2 separate regions of the Mus musculus genome follow, and region 2 is linked to region 1. A link is a loop called in an ENCODE intact Hi-C map of the cell type or tissue named here. Cell type or tissue: gastrocnemius. All regions are shown on one strand. Region 1 overlaps Pde4d (phosphodiesterase 4D, cAMP specific). Region 2 overlaps Pde4d (phosphodiesterase 4D, cAMP specific).

Evidence for each region. Peaks named below come from ENCODE experiments on the same cell type or tissue, not always from the same donor. Only the 100,000 strongest peaks of a DNase experiment are listed, where the experiment ranks them.
Region 2: a loop joins it to region 1, with 4 times the contacts of the local background. A loop is called at or near these places in 5 of 42 quality-filtered maps.

The regions. Positions count from the first base shown.
Region 1 is chr13:109,355,384-109,357,883 of GRCm38, reverse strand. The region is part of intron 3 of Pde4d (phosphodiesterase 4D, cAMP specific); the gene reads right to left. Among named protein-coding and RNA genes, the nearest start is that of Mir582, 32 kb to the right of the region's middle. In gastrocnemius, a CTCF peak has its summit at 1,428 (motif pointing left); no DNase peak of the experiment used is centred here; H3K27ac peaks cover 1,550 bases.
Region 2 is chr13:109,758,207-109,760,706 of GRCm38, reverse strand. All of the region lies in intron 5 of Pde4d (phosphodiesterase 4D, cAMP specific), which reads right to left. Among named protein-coding and RNA genes, the nearest start is that of Mir1904, 140 kb to the left of the region's middle. In gastrocnemius, a CTCF peak has its summit at 1,313 (motif pointing right); a DNase peak (open chromatin) is centred at 1,325; H3K4me3 peaks cover 1,676 bases; H3K27ac peaks cover 2,368 bases.

The sequences.
Region 1 (2,500 bases):
TTGCAGAGCTCTAACAAATACTTGATGGGCTAAGTGACTGAGACTGAATCACTTCGTAGATAAACAGACCCACCAGGTCCCTGTGGATGAATACGTGGCTGACATGTCTACATCTTTCCTTCCAAGAACTAGAAGGACAAGGTGAACGGAAGAGAAATTAAATGCTGTGTCACTCAAGGGTCAGAATGAAAGGCACAGGAGAGGCTTGTGTGGCTGGATGCTTGGCATCTGGATATCAGGAAAGGAAAGTGAAAAATTACTTTTCAGGTTCTTCTGAAGAGTGAACAAGAAAAAAAAAAAGACAAAAACGAAAACCACAACTGAGAACAGCTTCTCCCAACTCCCAAACCCTCAAAGCAGAGCTTCCAGCATTCTCTTGAGAGAGGGTTGAGAGTCTTCATAGGTTAGGAACCCCCTCCCCGCCCCACTCTGATAGTCTATTCAAACATACTTTTTAGTACTTAGCTTTGTTTTTTTCTGACCCGTGTCAGGTAACCCCAAGTAATTCCGCAACATGCCTAGAGGTATCAGTCACAATGAACAAGCCATTGATTTTAACATTCATATTGATCCCACCAAAGGGCTAGTTCACAGCTACAGCACACATGAGATGGTCCAATTCCTGCTTTAAATGCTCTGGTCCCTGCTTTGGATCCTTGGGTTCTGATTGCTTCCTATACCAGCAGTACAGTGCCTACACACAAGCAAGAATGTGATTAGAACATTGAAATAATCACCCCTTAACACTACAGGGCAAACTTCTGGAGGTGTCAAGACTTTATTCTAGGGAAATTTTCTGTCCAGTGCTCGTAAGCAGTTTGTGTCTACTAACTCATACTTCCAATACAAAGTATATGTTTTGTAAATTGTTTCCATGAAAATTATTTGAACTCTATTTATTTGCCTTTTTTTTCCCCAAAGATGGATGACAAAATTGTTTTCTCACTTTTCCTTTCTCTCCAAATTCTCCTTCCCAAAGTCCACTTCATCTTCTAAAATCAGAGTTACCTGGCAGCATCTTTAGATTAACTCAACACAATTGTCTTTTGTTTTTCTAAGATGAGCAGAGTTCTGTAGTTATACATTTTTTTTTTTGGAGGATATCTGGAATTCAACCTCAGGGTTTGAGAACACCACCCCACTCCCACCCACAATGATGCTCATTTAGATTATAGGGCCCCTTTAGTTTTCTTCTGTGTATTTCATTTAATGAAGTACAGGTAACTGGCAAGGATACACACAGTCACATGAATGACATAAAAGTTGCTTGAAAGATTGCTCAGAGGAAGTCACCACAAAGACCGAGCTTTAAGCAGGGGTCCCCAAAATCACACAGACGACAGCTATATAGAAAGATGGTCTTTATTATTTCTTCAAACTCCAATCCACCACTCAGCTATAAGAATGCCTAGAGTATCCCCTACTGGCCAGTGTACTCCATGGCTAGTGACAGGACATGGGAGAAAGAATGAGTTCACTGCTGCAATTACAGTACCAGGGGCCAAAGCAAACTTCAGCAGCCCTATTTCGGCCTTTGCATTTCGTTTCACGATGTTGTTCCTGCAGGGGTTCTCCTCAAGGTTTAGCATGCTTTACTTACTCTTGCAAAGTTTTCACGAGCACGTTGAAAAATTTAGCTTCCGAGCAAACTAAGTGGCATTTAAAATCAGCAAATAAAATTAATTTTTGCTCATGTTAAGTAGCTTTTGCCTCAGAGGGCAAGTTATCAGATAACATTCAAGAGCTCTACTTACGGTTGCGTATCACTTATACAAAGTGGTTATGTGCATTGAGTTTTAGACTTCCAAATACTGGTGTATTTTTAATGAGATAGATCTGAGGTGATACCTAAGTCTAAACACAAAACATTTGTTTCGTATACATCTTATACATAAATCCTGAATATAATTTTAAAAATATTTTTAATGTGCCTAAGATTTGGTTACAGCTTTGTCACATGAGGTTGGGAGTGGAACGTCTCTCTAGATGCTTTACGTCGTTGGTGTTTAGAAAGTTAGATGGAGGACTTGGGGTTTTAAAACTAAAAGATGCTAAATCCTTACCCGTCCCAAGTTAAGGGGTTAGCCAAGACCCAGATGAACAAAATGGCGGCGGCAATGTCATTAGGATGTTGATTTCTATTAACAAAAATGAATAAGAAAGCAAGCGGGATGCTGAGAATTCAATTCAGATGCCCTATATTTTCTCTCCCTACCAAGTGTCACATAAGACATGAGACTTGCATAAACAGCATGCCATTGCCTTCTTTATCACATGTTTATATAGCAAGAAATTTGCTTCTATCCTCTGAGATAAAACTAGGCAAATAAACATGCGCTTCAGTAAATTACTGTCAAACATAATTAGCTTCCATATCGAGAGAGATAGGTAGAACTCGACACTGTCCAGCATTGATCACACATAGAAGAACAGTCTCATGCCCTTGGCCTATTCCATCTCTCTTGCCTCATTTATAAGTTTGTAAGAATCAGAGAGAAAT
Region 2 (2,500 bases), 400 kb before region 1:
TTGCTGGGACTAAAGATGCTTACGACCATACCTCAACTGTAGGTCAGTTTTTAAACTTTGTTTTACTGGTAAGATATTAAACTGAATTTTGGGGGGTTTAGTATGCACATTTTATACACTTATTTTAAATAATTCCTATCTTTTGGCTATTGAAGAATTTAAGCAACAACAAAAATGTTGTCAAGTAAATTGTACTGTATTCCATAATCTGGATAAAATCAAATGATTGCTATTTCGGCGGACAGACAAATGGAATGAGACCGACAGATGGATGGATGGGGGCGGGACAGTTAAGCAGTACTTGAAGCATTGACACTATTCTGTTTCTTAACTTTCGTTTACTATTATTATTTCTGCTTTAGATATTACTGCATATATAGTATGCCACATTTCCAAATGAGACTGAGAAAAGCAACCTCCCCCAGGCTCTGGCTGCCGGCCTTTGGCCTGCTGACTTTTAGCCTATAGTTTTGCATACGCAGTTGTGTACTCTGTTGTAGTAAATGCCACTGAAGACACACAGATGTGAGTACTAGAACTCTGTTTTGGTTTGTGGCAGGATAAAGATGGTTCTCTACTTAAACGTTAAAAATATCTTCCACTCTGTAAGCTACATATGATCCTGGCAGAAGCGTAAATAGACATTTCTCAGATGAATCTGTCACACATGATGTTGCCCTGAGCCTGGGTGACTAAGAGACATTCTTCATAGAAATGTCCCTCAGGACACGCCCGGGAGGGAAGCAAGCCTTGAGAGAGGAAGAGGAAAAAGAGGAAAAGGGTTTATCAGAGCCCCTGGGTGAAGGGTCAAGTTCCTAGATTCTCTTGTGTTCCAGGGCAGCTCTCTGCATAGACTCAGGCTAGCATTAGAAGCTACAGCCAGAATTCTCTTGCCTCTTTAAAGCTTATTATTAAAGGATCTCTACATTTTCTTCCAGACGGCTTAGGCTTAACAGTTAAAGGCATTGCTTTCTCTTCAGCCACCTCCAGTAAGTGTGTAATCGCTTACAGTAACAAACAAAGGAATGATGAAAAAATTCTAAATCTTGACAATGAGCAGTGCTAACACTCCAGGAAAATATTGTTTATGGATTAGGCCACAGCATGGGAATATCCACACACACAATTCTCATGTTCTTCGGGGTGCTTTCAAACATTTCTTAGCCAATAGGATTCACTGATGTTGGCAGGAAAAAAAATTATGCTGGCTTCATTAAACAGTTAAAGTGAATGAGTAAAATGTTTTTGGATTTATTATTATTATTATTTTTTTTTTTTTGGCCAGGCTACGCACAGCCGATGCCACTGGGTGGCAGTACAGCACAGGCTGTGACATACAGGGAGCGGAGGCTATGGTTTGTCTTTGTGAGGTCAAAGACTCTTAGGAGTCACTTCAGGAAAAAAACAAAACCAAAACAATTAGTGGAAAATTATTTACAGGATAAAAAAACGTTTCCTCTGTTGAAAATCAAATCTCTTTCCAAGTTATACTTCTATTAAAATGCATGAAGTGATTGCTTCTCTGTGTCAGAAAGTTCTGGGTGATTTCATAATGACACGGTCTAGTAAGAATGGATCTATGTAGAAGGTTGCTAGCTGTAATTCATTCTGGTGACACACAAGTTGTGTTTTGTTTGTTGATTTGTTTGTTTTATAAAAGTGGAATAAAAAGCAAACGAAAGACAATGAACTTTCCCCATTGCCCCATGTAATCAATGAACTTGGCCACAAGATTACTGCTATTGGGGTGGAACAGGAAGGGATATACAGGAGCTTAAAACTATATTGGTGATGGCCTATTCCTAACGGAGCACTAATTCTCTGTTGTGGTAAAAATAGCCACTGTATTCCCCCTCCCCACCCCCACCCCCCGAAACTAACTGTCATAGTTTGGAACAAGAAAGACAACACAATTGTTCTTGTTTTCAGAGCAGACATATCTCCTGCCTCCAAAGGGGACAAGGATGCTGGTTTCTAGGGTTTGAACGCTTGTTACCAGTTTTAGGTTTTAGAAAGCAGTCAAAACCAGTGGGGCAGTGGAAAATAAGCAGCTGACTGGCGAGCCAGCTCCCCTGCACAGCTTTTACTCATTTCTGTTCATCAGCCCTAAGGACTCTGGCTAAATTGTTGCTATGTTCAACAGGAAGAGATGAGCAGTGGACATGAGGGACAGCTAAAGAGGATTCCTTCATGTCTAAGAGAACACACTGAAAGATTTGAGCACAGAGCAGAATCATTCTAAGGTAAAACGTACAAACTAATTAAAGCTGGCACATTTTTTTTTCCTGTGGACTGGGGTGCCTCTGAGCTTTTATAGAAGTTCAAAAAGTTCAAAACTTAAGACTAATAAAAGAGTTTAGATGTTAGCTAGTACCTAAATCTGGTTATGATTTGGACATTTGAATAATAGATGGATTCTGCAGGCTCTGTTCTGATAAGTAAACCTACCCAAGATGTTCAATAACAGATGGATTCTGTAGGCTCTGTTCTAATAAGTAGA